Regions from separate parts of the Homo sapiens genome. Here region 1 is linked to region 2. Evidence: read pairs that join two places in POLR2A ChIA-PET (ENCODE). Cell type or tissue: HepG2. All regions are shown on one strand. Links, peaks and the distances in the headings refer to the core of each region. The heading gives the core; the rest is flanking DNA.

Evidence for each region. Peaks named below come from ENCODE experiments on the same cell type or tissue, not always from the same donor. Only the 100,000 strongest peaks of a DNase experiment are listed, where the experiment ranks them.
Region 1: POLR2A ChIA-PET joins it to region 2 with 5 read pairs; 3 of 35 experiments call an interaction of 5 or more read pairs at or near these places.

What each region holds. Positions count from the first base shown.
Region 1 is chr14:32,214,411-32,221,960 of GRCh38, forward strand. No RefSeq gene overlaps it. Among named protein-coding and RNA genes, the nearest start is that of RNU6-8, 15 kb to the left of the region's middle. In HepG2, for the core only: no CTCF peak of the experiment used is centred there; no DNase peak of the experiment used is centred there.
Region 2 is chr14:32,007,036-32,014,585 of GRCh38, forward strand. No RefSeq gene overlaps it. Among named protein-coding and RNA genes, the nearest start is that of ARHGAP5-AS1, 66 kb to the right of the region's middle. In HepG2, for the core only: no CTCF peak of the experiment used is centred there; a DNase peak (open chromatin) is centred at 3,716.

The sequences.
Region 1 (7,550 bases), core at 2,280-6,279, 210 kb after region 2:
CGCAACCTTCACCTCCCGGGTTCAAGCGATTCTTCTGCCTCAGTCTCCTGAGTACTGGGATTACAGGCAACCGCCACCACACTCAGCTAATTTTTGTATTTTTAGTAGAGACAGGGTTTCACCATATTGGCCAGGCTGAGACCTTGAACTTTTTTTCCCTCGCTCTGTCGCCCAGGCTGGAGTTCAGTGGCACCATCTCGGCTCACTGCAAGCTCCGCCTCCCGGGTTCACGCCATTCTCCTGCCTCAGCCTCCCTAGTAGCTGGGACTACAGGCGCCCGCCACCATGCCTGGCTAATTTTTTATATTTTTAGTAGAGACGGGGTTTCACCGTGTTAGCCAGGATGGTCTCGATCTCCTGACCTCGTGATCGGCCCGCCTCGGCCTCCCAAAGTGCTGGGATTACAGGCGTGAGCCACTGAGCCCGGCTGGACCTTGAATTTTTTTTATTTTCATTTTTATTTTTATTTTTTTTTTTTGAGGTGGAGTCTCGCTCTGTAGCCCAGGCTGGAGTGCAGTGGCGCCATCTCGGCTCACTGCAAGCTCCGCCTCCCGGGTTCAAGCCATTCTCCTGCCTCAGCCTCCCGAGTAGCTGGGACTACAGGCGCCCGCCACCATGCCCTACTAATTTTTTATATTTTTAGTAGAGACGGGGTTTCACCGTGTTAGCCAGGATGGTCTCGATTTCCTGACCTCGTGATCCGCTGCCTCGGCCTCCCAAAGTACTAGGATTACAGGCGTGAGCCACCCCGCCCGGTCTGGACCTTGAACTTTTAAAGGGAATGGAGTACCTTTTAATACATTGTCTGTTGATAAAATTTCCCTAAAGCTGGATGGCCAACATTTTGGGTCAATATATAGATTGTTTTGAACAACTTAAAAAATATTACCTGTTTTGAGCCGTTCTTATTTAGTTAAACTGAATCTGTAATAATAAGACAAAGCTTTTACCCATTTTGAATTTTAGGAACAATTATTCAGAAATTCAGGAGAGATACCTGATCACTGTTACAACAGATGTTTTGTTCTTCTTATTCCAGTCCTTTTATATCCCTGGTAGCTATGGAGAAGCTCGTGTTGGAAACGATTTAAATACTTGGTAAATCAACATATGTTTCTTTTCAGAGCACTTATCATTGAGATTGACTGCTGTTCCCCACCTGGAGAAAGACAGTTCTTAACCTTTTTTTTTTTAATTTTTCAATCATAGCTGCTATGGTTTGAATGTGTCCCTTCCACTTCCAAAATTCAAATGTTGAAACTTAATGGCTAATGTAATGCTGTTAAGAGGTGAGACATTTAAGAGGTGATTAGGTCAGGAGGGCTCCATCCCTTGTGAATGGGATTAGTGCCTTTATAAAAAGGCTTAAAGGAGGGCTTAATGTTGTGCCATGTGAGGACACAACATTCAAGGTGCCATCTTGGAAGCAGAGATCAGACCATACCAGACAACTGAACCTGCTGATGCCTTGATCTTAGACTTTCCAGCCTCCAGAACGGTGACAGAATACATTTCTCTTCTTTATAGATTACTCAGTCTTAGGTATTTTGTTATAGCAGCGCAAATCATACTGAGACAATAGCATAACACCCCTAAGGTATGCCCCTCTTCCACAATCAAAGAGATATACTGAATCAGTTGTTCTCAAAGGATCTCTCACTTTTCTTCTCTCTGGATAAGGTGGGCAGTGTATGTGTTACTTGAACAAGCCCCTCGGGTGGTTCTGAAACCCTCACCTGTTCTCTCACAGCTTTCAAATCTTTTAACTGCTGCTTCTTTAACCAAAATTTATTGGTTTATCAGTTTCTGAAAGATTTGTGGTAAGATTTGCCTCTTTATTTATAGTTCTGAAAAAATTTTCATTGTAACTCTTATTTTTGCTTTATGTAATGAGGCACTTATAAGTTCAAGATTGTTATATTTTGTGGGTATATCTTTTTAATTTTATTTTTATGTAGTTTACTTTTTTAATGTAGTTTACTTATCCATATTAATGCAGTTGTGGTTAACTTTTATATTGTATCAATATTGCTAAGTATGTATCCTTTTGGTTAATATTTGCTTGGAATATCTTTATCCTTCTGTGTATTTTCTAGTCTTTGGTGTGATTTTCAAAATTATGTTTGTCATAAATAGCATTGTTCAGATCTTAAAAATTAAACCAATCTCATTCCATTTTAAAATATGTAGATTTAATCTGGGGGTTAGCGACTTTTTTCTGTCAGCCAGTAAATATTTTAGGTTCTGTGGGTCATACAGTATCTGTTACAGCTACTCAAAAGCAGCCTCAGGCCACGTGAATAAATGGGCATGGGTAGATTTGTTCTGCCAGCTATAGTTTGCCAACTCCTGCCTTAATCTATTTACATTTTTGTGATTGTTGATATGTTTGGCTTATTTTGTGTTTCCTGTTTACCATTTATATTACTTAAGGCAGTGTTGGCTGAGGTTACAGATTAATCCGGAGACCTCAGTGGCTCAGCACATTGAAGATTAGATTTTACATGATAAAATAATTATATTTAATATTTATATATATAGTAATACTTATATAGTTTATAAAATAATTATACTTTATGTATATTATAAAATATAAAAGTTATATTTTATCTAAAATATAAAGCAGTTATATTTTATCTAAAATATAAAGCAGTTATATTTTATCTAAAATATAAAGCAGTTATATTTTATCTAAAATATAAAGCAGTTATATTTTATCTAAAATATAAAGCAGTTATATTTTATCTAAAATATAAAGCAGTTATATTTTATCTAAAATATAAAGCAGTTATATTTTATCTAAAATATAAAGCAGTTATATTTTATCTAAAATATAAAGCAGTTATATTTTATCTAAAATATAAAGCAGTTATATTTTATCTAAAATATAAAGCAGTTATATTTTATCATGTGAAATCCAGTCAGTGGCACAGATAGGATAGATGGTCTGCCCCTTGCAGTCGTTCAGGAAACCAGGCTCCTTCCTTCCATCTAGTGGCTCTGTCACTCCGTATGTGTGGGGTGCATAATCACCACAGAAAGGGAAAGAGGCAGTGGAGTAGACACACCTGCTTCTTTAACCACATTAGCCTGGAAGTAATTTATGTCACCTCTCACATTTCATAGATGAGAACTAGTCACATGGTCCCACCTAGATGCAAGAGGGACCTAGGAAATAAAGTTACTGTGGCAGCCACTTCCAACGACCCTCCCTCACGTGGTAGAGGAACACAGACCTTTGGCAGACATCTGGGCACTTCTGCCGCAATCACCCTTTCTCCTTGCTGCCTTTTTTTTCTTTTCTACCTTCTGTGGGATTTTTTTTTCTCTATTCCCCTTCATTCCCTTTGTTGGCTTGGAATATATATGATGTATTTTTCTTGTTTTATTAGTTGTCCTTACAGTTTTAACACATACTTCAATTTTGAAATGTCTATAAGGCCTGTGTTTATTCAGTATATCTCTTCTCCTATGGATAAGAAAATAATCTATTGATTCCTCCCCTCCCCCTGTACAGATACTCCACGTATCTTTCTTCTTGTTGTTGTCTAGAGTTTTATTTTACCTTTAAATAAACCCCCCCAAAACCCCACAAAATAGTTATTTTTATGGTTAAGAATTAAATATACCACTATTATATTTTTGTCAATTTCTCTCCTCATTGTTCTCTGGATTGTTTCTTCCTGAAGTGCATTCTTCAGTTTTTAAATGTTTTTTTCAGTGGGAGTCTGTGAGTGGTAAACTCTGTTTGTCTATTATGCCTAAATAGCTACATATAGAATTCAAGGTAGATAATTAGTTTCTCTCAGTATGTGGGAACTATACTCCATTTTCTTTTGGCATTGATTGTAGCTGATGGAAAACCCATTGTCAGTCTAATTGTCATTCCTTCATAGGAATTTGTCTTTTCTCTAGTAATTTTTACAATGTTTTGTAGTTTGACAACACACTATGGTTGTGAATTTATTTTTATTGATTCACCTTGCTTTACAGAATGCATTTCGAAATGTGGTTTCTTGTGTTTCTTCAGTTCTTGCAAATTTTTAGCCACTAATCCTTTGAATACTGCTGCCCTTCTAATTCCAACTCTCTGTTTTTCTGCACTTGATTATATTTTGAAGGGTATCTGTATATTCTCCATGTCTCTTAACTGCCCATTCATAATTTTTTCTCCTTCTCAGTAGTGTACTCCCAGCATAGTTTTTCAATTCCCTAATCTTTTTTTGAGAGTGTACAGACTAGAGGTGATCTAATTCATTAAGCTTTTCGGTTTCTGTATTTTTCATTTATCATATTTTTCATTTACCTCTTCTAATTTCATTTGTGCATGTTTTCATTTCATCTTTTAAATGAATGTTATTCCTTCCACTATCTCTGTGAAGATCCTGAAAATATATATACCCTTTTTGGATTATTTTTTCCATTGCATTTGCTGTGTTGGCTGACATTTGTTGGTTTTCTTCATTTAGAGAGTGTCCCTCTTTCCCTCTTTCTTCACTCATTCCTTCCTGAATGGTTGTCTCTCCCTTAGTCCCCCTGGAATGTCAGCTCAGAACCAGGTATTTTATGGGTAGTGGGGACTGAATAGGTCACAAGTCCAGTCCCTGCGTTTGTGGCAGCTTGCTCAGGATAAGTTACTTTAATTTCAGGACTGTGACAGTTTCCTTCTGTCTCCCTTTGTTTGAAGCTTCACAGGAGGCTTAAACGTCAGGCAGCAGCTGTAGTAGCTCTTATGTCACTGGTAGGATGGGTGGGAGACACTGGTATAGTCCTGATTTCTCATAGTGAGCTTGGCTCAGGGTACCCACCATGTGTGGAATTCCCATGAATCCTGAAGAGCTGAAATCAGTTGGGCCAAAAGAGATCATTATCTTGCTTTAGAGCATCCCTTTTAAATATCTTTTTACGTTTTATCTGTTCTTGGTGTTTGGAGTAGTGATGGGATGGGTGTAGTCCCATTCCTCTTCTTTTAGAATCCGTTAGATCCTGATTTGCATGCCTTTCCCTATTTGTTTTTAATTGGTGACCATGCCATTCAGCCTGATTTTTCATATATCATTGTTGGATCCCCAAATGTATCCCAGAATAAGCAAGCATGAGTTCTTCTATAATTTTCCTCAGGGACAGATGGTGGTGACTGAGCTGATGATGGGTGTGTATTGGGCCTCAGTGGCTGTGTCAAAGTATGGTTAGGACATGGCTGGCTTGAGTGTGAGTCCTGGCAGGGCCACCGTGTCCCCTCCACTCTTGCTCCTCCTAACACCCTCTTCTCTTAGCTCACATGGCACGGACTGATGCCCCAGAGGAGTCTGCAGAAGAATGTGAGAAGGCTGCTTTTGGGTTGGGCTGACCCAGACATGAGACCTACTATCTTTTTCAACACTGCCTTGAACCTAATTTATTTCTAGTTCTGAACTATGGAATGGGGCAGCACTGTGTGGCTGTGTGTTGTGCACTGTTCCCAAGTATAGAAAGCCATGGGGGCCAAAATCCAGTTAGCATTCCATCCAAGCTGTGCACGCATGGTGCTGTGTCCATCCAGAGTGAGGGTTTTTTTTTTTTTTTTTTTTTTTTGAGACGGAGTCTTGCTTGTTGCCCAGGCTGGAGTGCAGCGGTGTGATCTTGGCTCACTGCAACCTCCGCCTGCCTCAGCCTCTCGAGTAGCTGGGACTACAGGTGCATGCTGCCATGCCTGGCTAAGTTTTCATATTTTGGTAGAGATGGGGTTTCATCGTGTTGCCCAGGCTGGTCTCGAACTCCTGAGCTCAGGCAATCTGCCTGCCTTGGCCTCCCAAAGTGCTAGGATTACAGGTGTGAGCCACCGCACCTGGCCCAGAATGAGAACCTTGTAATTCACACAAAGACGTCAATTAGACAAGTGTGGCCATCCAAGGACACATCTACTGCCTCTTTCCAGGTCTCCCTTCACCTCAGTTAAACTAGCTTGTAAACCTCTTGTTTGTCACCCTTAGAGACAGAGTGTTGTTGAACCCTGTACTAGGGATACTTTCCCACTGGGGTATGGTGAAGGGATGATTAGGGTCTGGTGCTGGTTGTCAAGCCATCCTACTGACTGCTGGAAGAAGCGTCAGAAGCTGGGCTTCCTTTCTTATTTCAGTGTAGAGCTGGCAGATGAGGTGCAAGCTACCCCTTTTGAATGGGTTAGACTTCAGCCTTTTTTTTTTTTTGAGACGGAGTCTCACTCTTGTTGCCCAGGCTGGAGTGCAATGGCGCGATCTTGGCTCACCACAACCTCCACCTCCTGGGTTCAAGTGATTCTCCTGCCTCAGCCTCCCAAGTAGCTGGGATTTCAGGCATCCGCCACCACGCCCAGCTAATTTTTGTGTTTTTAGTAGAGACAGTGTTTCTCCATGTTGGTCAGGCTGGTCTCGAACTCCTGACCTCAGGTGATCCGCCCGCCTGGGCCTCCCAAAGTGCTGGGATTACAGGCGTGAGCCACCACGCCCGGCCAGACTTCAGACGTTTTATCCAACTAATGACATCCTCAAACTGCCAAGTGGTCAGATCAGCTTTGACCTTTATTCCCTCTAGGAGTCAGTTTTTTGTGCACAATGCCACTGACACTTTGGACCTGGATCTAATTCCCGCCTTCATCTCCTCTGACTTGTTACATAACTTCTTTTGGCCATAAAAGTATTAGACTTTGGCCCCAGGGAAGGAGTTGCTAGAAATCCAGCCCTTGGTACAAGGAGAGTCATGGTAAATATCACCTTGCAGTCCTGCCTTGATACTAAGTATTAAGTAATATTATAGCCTGATTCCTTGTCAAGGAACCCTTCTCTGCTAGTGACTAAGATAGCATAAAAGCATGTGGTTTCCAGAACCAAATGTACACTTACTTTCATTTTTTTAAAACTGATCTTTAGCATCCTTGCTACTTTTTTTTTTTTTTTTTTTTTTTTTTTTGAGACAGAGTCTAGCTCTGTCACCAGGCTGGAGTGCAGTGGCGTGATTTCGGCTCACTGCAACCTCTGCCTCCTAAGTTCAAGCAATTCTACTGCCTCAGCCTCCCAAGTAGCTGGGATTACAGGCATGTGCCACCACGCCCAGCTGATTTTTATATTTTTGATAGAGATGAGGTTTCACCCTGTTGGCCAGGATGGTCTCAATCTCTTGACCTCCTGATCCACCAGCCTCGGCCTCCCAAAGTGCTGGGATTACAGGCGTGAGCCACTGCACCTGGCCCCTTGCTACTTTTTATAATTGCCAGAACTCACAAGAGAATTCCTTCAGGGAGGTTTAGGAGATGACATAAGGAAGGAAAGACTCATTTGCACTCAAGAGGAAAAACAGTAATTATGAGGACAGAGGAAGCTAGAGAAAGAAAATCAAGGAAAAGACACTGGGAACAAATTTATTCAATCCAAGGGTTTAAGGTAGTGGTTGGTAGATTTGAGTTGGGAGTGTCAGTTTAAGAATATCTTGTACCAGCCACTGTCCTTGAAACCAGCTTGTAGGGACAAGGGTATGAGATTGAGGGACCACAAGGAATCTACCTTATATAACTGGGGTGGGGGAAGGATGAGTCA
Region 2 (7,550 bases), core at 1,272-5,271:
GGTGGAGGGAAGAGTTAGAATGGCCAAGAGAGCGGGAACAAGCTGCCTGTTGTGGCTGTGGCTCTCAGATTTTCCTTGAGATTTTTTTCTGGACTTTTAACTTGAAGACATGCCCATTTTGAAAGAATTTTTCTTTCTGAAGGATATTTTGGGCTGTAGGCAGGGCAAGAAAGTTCAAGCCCAGACACTGGGGGTTTCTTCTGGCTGTGCTGATAACCTGCTAGGGAAAGGAACAGTTCTATTTTCTTCCCTCGTGTGGAGGTGATAATTCCTGCCTGGATCAGTCTTATAAAAATGTTTGGAAGACTATGTGGTTAATGTTTGGGTGCTAATCTATACCAAATGCTTAAGAAATATGCAGTTAATTCTTAATCTGAAAATTTCTTTGTTGTGATTCTCTTCTCCATGGCAGGTCCGTAATACTGAGTATTAGGATTTGTTAGAAAAAGGCAGCAGGAACAGGTCTCATTATCTATTTAGTTATTTTTCAAAGCTTTCCTTGGGGGAGAAGGCTAATGAATGAGTAAAGACTGTGAAGGAATATACTGTACAGAAGATAGACACTAATTAATCTCCTCCTCTGATGAGGCTGGAGAGAAAAAAAGAAACTTATATTAAAGCAAGAGAGATATAGGTTAGACATAATGAAGAACTTGCCTATTATGAGCATTTTAAGTTGCTGCGCAGGGCAGGCAAAACCATAATTCTGATGGTGGCCAGTATACAAAGCAATGATACCAGCCAAATTTCACAGAAGGAAAGAGTCTATATTATCTGAATAAGTTAGGTCTGCTTTCTGGCATAAGCAGACTTTATTTCCCCACAACCAGCGCTCTAACCTGTGGGTGTGGCAATTATTTTAGAGTCTCTCTCTAGAAAAGTCCCTTTTGGAAACTAGGGCCTTTCTCATCACTGTGTAAGTGAACTCCCTGACAGTTCTAGGAAGACTACAGATTTTTTAAGCTGAGACCGTTTTTTTTCTCTCTCTCTTTCTTTCTTTTAACCTTTTTATTTAGTCTGTTAAACCACCAGAGACACAGATTCCTCCCAAGGGGCTATTTCTGCTTTTCATTTATTGAGACTACCAGGTCATATCACTTGTTTTTGATGAACTCAGAGCTATTTAAAGCTGCTCTTAGGCCTTTAACTGCTTTACTAGATGCCTGCTCTCCCAAGTCACCCTCCTCTTTTCAGTCTGCCCACCCCACTGCCCTTCTTTCCTCTTATATTCTCTCCTGTCCCTCCTGACTGTCTGCAACCCCTTTTATTTTTCCCTGTCCCTTATCTTCTCCTAATAGCTCTCTTTTCTTTCTTTCTCTCTCTCTCTCTCTCTCTCTTTTTTTTGAGACAGGATCTCGCTTTGTCATCCAGGCCGGAATACAGTGGCATGATCATGGCTCACTGCAGCCTCCAACTCCTGGGCTCAAGTGATCCTCCTACCTCAGTCTCCTGAGTAGCTAGGACTATAAGCACACACCACCACACCAGCTAATTTTTAAATTTATTTTTATTTTTATAGAGACAGGGTTTCACTATGTTGCCCAGGCTGGCCTCGAACTCGTGGCCTCAAGCAGTCCTCCTGCCTCAGCCTCCCAAAGTGCTGGTATTACAAGCATAAGCCAATATGCCCAGTCTCTCTCTCTTTCTTTCTTTTCTTTTCTTTCCTTCCTTCCTCCCTCCCTCCCTCCTTTCCTCCCTCTCTCTCTTTCTTTCTCTCTTCCTTCCTTTCTCTCTTTCTCTCTTCCTTCCTCCCTCCCTTCCCCTTCCTTACTTCTTCTCTTTCCTTCCCTTCCATTCCATTCCCTTCCCTTCCTCCCTACCTCCTTCCCTCTCTCCCTCCATCCCTTTCTCCCTCCATTCCTTTTTTCCTTTCTTTCTCTCTGTCTCTTTCTCTCTGTCTCTTTCTCTCTCCCTTTCTTTCTTTCTTTTTCCCTTATGAATCATGTTCTCTGCACCTTCCAGAGCCGTGGTTGGAAAAATTAGATTGCTTCTTGGAATCTACAGTAGAATGTCTGGTTGAAAATCACTTCTGGAAAAGCCAGGATAGCCAGAACAGGCCTTCAGATTTGTTTATTCATTCAACAAATATTTATTGAGCAGCTATTTATGTGCAGACCTCTGAGATTAAAGTTATTGGCAACCTATAAGCCAGAAGAGAGATAGTTTTACCCATTTGACATATAGGCTTAATTGAAGATTAAGGGTTGTCCTAAACAACCTTGTTTTATTCCCTGGCCCTATGTTCATAATCACTAATTATTGCTACAAAACAAAGTGCCCCCAGAGAACTTTTACAAATATTTTAAACATCCTAATGGTCATACTGGTTTGCCTTGGATGTCACTAGATTGTGAATGGTAATTAGTTTTCTTTTTCCAGCTGAGGGCCCCTTAGGCATTGCCATGTCTGGCCCTTTCAAATTCTTTCTGAGCAATTGGTTTCTAGATAATTGTAATCAGTCGTTTCCTATGGGCAAACCCTTCTCAATAATGAGCTCATCATCCCATCAGGTGAAAATGCAGCAGCACAATTAATATTTTGGGGATGAAAACAAATTACTGTTTGCTGAATAATGAGCCCTGAGTCCTGTTTTAGAGCTGAATATGCAGTGCAAGACCAAAATTTAATTCTTTTCATGAGAACTGACAGACTTTACTTCAAACCAACTACACTTCATTAAAACTGTGATAACAGTCTGCAAAGCAGCATAGAAATATTGCAGCTGTGGGCTCTCAGAGAGAAGGAAAGAATCCTTATATTGTTCAAATATGACACAATGCGTTTGTAATGGAGTCACTCCATCCCAGATATATTCGGATTCAATGCACTGATTCTCCTCCCCTGCCACTCGGGTTCACTTAATGGTGAAAGGGAGGCAGCAGCCAAAGCAGCCAATTCTCTTACTTGCTTTAGACTGTACAGAAACTGAGCCACCCGAGTTGGGGGTGCCAGGGTGCAGAAGGATAAGAAGGGTAAATCCCACTGAAGAAGAGTCTGGTACGAGGACCAACAGCAATTTGGGCAGGTCACGTCCAGCCAAGATGTGGAGGAGGAAAATGTGGGTGGAGACTCAATGGGCTTCGTGGAGGTAGAGGTGATGACCACCCTTTGTGACTGCATGAGTCACTCTGCCTTTGGATGAGGGATTTGGGGCCCGAGGCCACTCAGAGAACATCTCCAGGAAGCCTTTTCTAACTCCCCGGACTGTGAGATGGCCTCTCTGTGCTCCCAAGGTGCCTTGAACACACTCCTCTACAGTTCTTACCACCTGCTGAAATTGTCTGCTTTTTCACAGTGGTTGGCACCATGGTCTTTGGAGAAAGGCAGTATGGCTTTGTCACTAATTAGCTGTGTGACCTTAGGCAAGTCACATAACCTCTCTGAGCCTCAGCTTCCTTACAAATAATATTTAATAGGGTAGATGTGGGAATTAAAATGAGTTAGTAAAAGGCCTGGCATATACTAATCGTTATTACCATCATCATTAGTGATATCATCTTTTCTACTCCATCATAAGTTTCTCAAATGCAGGGTTCACATTATTTATCTTCATCTACTAAGAGTTCAGCACACAGATGCTCTCAATAAAGGTCTATTCAACAGATTTCACATCAGCAGCTGCTAGATCATAGTAAGAGGACAGATGTGCCTTTCTTGGGAAGATGATTGCCCTGGAGGAAGCTAACAGTCAACAGTGACTCAGAGATAGTCACCTCCTCCCCTGTGTGTTCACAGTGGTCAGTGAGAAGTGATAGCAATGACCTTTCCTGTGAGAGGTTAGAATAGGAAAGATTTCTTGATAAGAAGATGGTATGACAAATTCAAAGAATCTTTCACCAGAAACAAGCTCTGAGCCAGTGTGACTATTCAGGCCTGTCTCCCAGGAAAAGCTTCCTGATAGAGCCCGGCATTATGTGTGTAGAAAACGTAGCTGTGGGTTAACTTTTTACCCCTCTCCATCTGCACTGCCTTTAGTGGGCTTCCAGTGGTGGGGGTTGGGGGCGTTCTCTGGTTAGCTTGGCTGCCCACACTGTGCCTATGTGTGCTATGCACTCACACGGGCCTCAGTCCTAATGAGAGTTATTGGAAGCCGAAGGCGCTTCTGAGGGAGGATTTCTCTGTACAAACAGCCACATTTGCTCGTATCTGAGATATACAGGTGTGGTCAGGTCTAAGGGGAAGAACATGGATAATTTTCCAGCTCCTTTTTAGACCTTTGAAGGCAGGAAATAATTGGGGTTTGTGTGTTTGTATGTGTGTGATGAGAGAGAGAGAGAAAAAAATAAGAAGATAAGAAGAAGAGAAGGGAAACTCATGGCATTTCTAAGCAAATTGTTTCCACAATAATGTTGCCCCTCTTAAAATTAGCATAGTTCGTGAAATGCAGAGCTGTGTTGTGACTCAGAAATATTTCAGACAGCAGTGTTTCCACCAATTCATCAGAGATGTTATTAAGCCAGAGAATGACTAAAATCTGGTGATATAGGTGAAATAAAAACTGCTTTCAGCAGCCTTTCTCAAGGAGTGAGACTGGCTCGCCTCTGGCACAGTGGACTTCAAAATTAAAGGGGGAGACATTCGTGTGATATGGTAGCAAAAATACAGCTAAGGAGAAAGCCTCATTATGAGCAAGCAATAGAAGAGAAAATGCCAGTAGGCATTGAGACGTCCGAACTGTGGTCCAGAACCTGCTACTAACTAATGTGTGACCTTGGGCAAGTCACTTCATTTCTTTAGACCTCAGTTTTTGCATCTGGCAAATCTCCTCCAGCTCTAATATTGTAACTTATTAAAGCATAGAAGTACATCCAAATGAAATGATAAATAAGACATAGCTATATTATTTCCCTATCTTTGTACATTGGAATTGTGATTGTGTGTTAGTCCATGTTTATCAATGTCTAGACAATATTCAAATGGGCTCTATATCAATTCTCTTTCCAGTGTTTCCTACAATGAAAATTTCTGTATCCTTAAAAAAATGAAAAGATCCCCAAATCGTGGCATCTAATTTAAGAGATGATTTCTACCACTACTTCTTTCATCCAGTTCTTTAATAAGCATGTTTAATACCAACTGTGTGCCCAGTGCTGTTGAAAGGAAGATGGCAATAAGACTGCATTTAAGAAACCACCACAGAATCATGGCCTAACAAAACAATATTAGCAGCATCTTGGCATCTGTCCCAGGATCTGACCTGCACATACATTTTGAAGTGAGCATTTACATGAGTATTTTAGCTGAAGGCAGCTAAAATTCCAGGGCACACCTACCTGCAGCATCATATAAAATGCTTTCTTCAATAGTGTGTCAGCCAGGTTTGTATTGACTAACTTGAATCATGGCTGACATAAAATTCCATCTCCTTTGTCCAGGGGACAACAGAAATGCAAAGGGGAAGTTTCCACCCAAAGTCTAAAAAGACAGGGCCTGAGATCCATGATAATTTTGCAGGGAATAATAAGCATCTCCTTTGTGTTGGGACCATCCATTGGGTTCCATCTCCTAAGAGGTGGTGATGGATGATGACTGGCACCTGGGCATGGAGGCTATCCATTGCACATTTTCCTGTAGACCTTTCTCTGCTTCCCTGGTCTCTGTGTATCACAAAGACCCAAATATTTTAACTTGAGTGGTACCAAAAACCAATGAGGGGGTGATTATCAAAGTGGGAACAGTGGGAAAGGATGCTGTGCAAATACAAAAGTTTTGTAAACATTTAATAGGAGTTCTTAAAACATGGCTTCCAATTTAAACCTTTAAGTCACTAACCTGCTAGTGAGAGAGTGTGTGTGTGTAAGAGATATTTTCTCTGTTCTCCTTTCCTAAGAATTAGGAAGCTCTAGGGTGGGGCCAGAACCGAGGGTCAGATATGATTGGTGGGAGGAATTAAGGCAGTAGTGTGTCCATAAAAGAGTCATTGACTGGTGTACATGGCAAGTCAATACTCAGAGACACCCAGTTGCAGCAGAGAAAGAGGTTTAATTGTGGTGTCACTGAATGAAGAGATGGTAGAAAGCCTCAAGTCCGTCTCCCCAAGGAATTTGGGGTTTGGGTTTTTAGGAGTTTGGGAGTAGGCTGAAATGTGGAGATCATTGACTGGTCGAAGAGTGCAGAGTGGCATCGTGGAACAGGGAGATGAAGAAGCCGTGTTCCCATGCTGATCCCATTCCTGGCGGTTCCTGAGGACTCATAAACCAGGACTACTAAGGGCCGGTGCTGCTGATACTGCCCCCACAGGGTTGACAAGAATTGCATGCTTACAGAAATATAGTAAGACCCTGTGGGAGTCTTCAAACTGGTTGCTGGAATTCAGGTCTAAAAAAACTCTTAAGTGATCCTTCAACAAAAGCCTTATGAGTCTAACGTTAGAGATCCTGTCTGTGGGAACAATGGGGATGCAAATCAATTTTTAAACAGTCTTATGGCCCTAATGTCAGAAATCCTATCTATAGAAACAATGGGAATGCAAATGGTCAGCATCTAGTGACTTTTACTGGAAGTGGGCCACAGTACAGCCTGATTGATGTTAAATTATAACTATATTTCTGTCTAGAACCTGGCATGCAATTCTTGTCAACCCTGTGGGGGCAGTTTCAGTGGCACCCCATCCCTCAGTAGTTCTGGTTTATAAGAGTCCTCAGGAACCTCTTGGATAAAGAATTTGTATGTCTGGGCGTGGTGGCTCACGCCTGTAATCCCAGCACTTTGGGAGGCTGAAGTGGGCAGATTACCTGAGGTCAGGAGTTCGAGACCAGCCTGGCCAACACGGTGAAACCCCACTCTACTAAAAATACGAAAATTAGCTGGGCGTGCTGGCACATGCCTATCATCCCAGCTACTTGGGAGGCTGAGGCAGGAGAATTGTTTGAGCCCAGGAGACGGAGGTTGCAGTGAGCTGAGATTGTGCCACTGCACTCCAGCCTGGCCAACAGAATAAGAAAAAAAAAAATTGTACAAAGTCCTCTAGCAAACTGGAGGAGATCAGAGGGAGAAAGATGCATCAAATACTACATTGCAAGAGCTGTGCAATTCCTAGGAGAAAATTTATCCTGGGGGAAGAAAAATTCTGGCACAGCAAGCTGGGCTTAGCAATAGGACTTAAGGATCAAAAGGAGTAATGACCCTTGGTTCAGCACAAAAGCTGTTATTTGAATCCACCCTGGCCCAATTATCTTTGTGTTGTATGCTAGCCCTGGAGAGAAGAAAAAAAAAATAAAACTGGCAATGCTGTGTCACCAAAGTCTGTAACACCGTGGAGCCCAAAGAACTCCACTGCAGGAGCAGGCCTCTCCCCTGACATAGCATGATGCAAGAGAGAACACCATTTTCTTTCTTTGCAGATGTAAGCTACATGGCCAAGGCACTTAACAAGGCTGGCCTCTAGAACAGAGTACCAGCAGTAGCAGGGGATCATGCTGGAGGGGCCAAGGCTGGCAGTGTAGGAAACAGGATGCATACAGAGGCATTGTCACCGTAAGCACAGGCCCAGAAGGAATCTCAAACACTTTTGAGACATCCTCTGAGGCTCCCAAGATTGCCTACGGGGT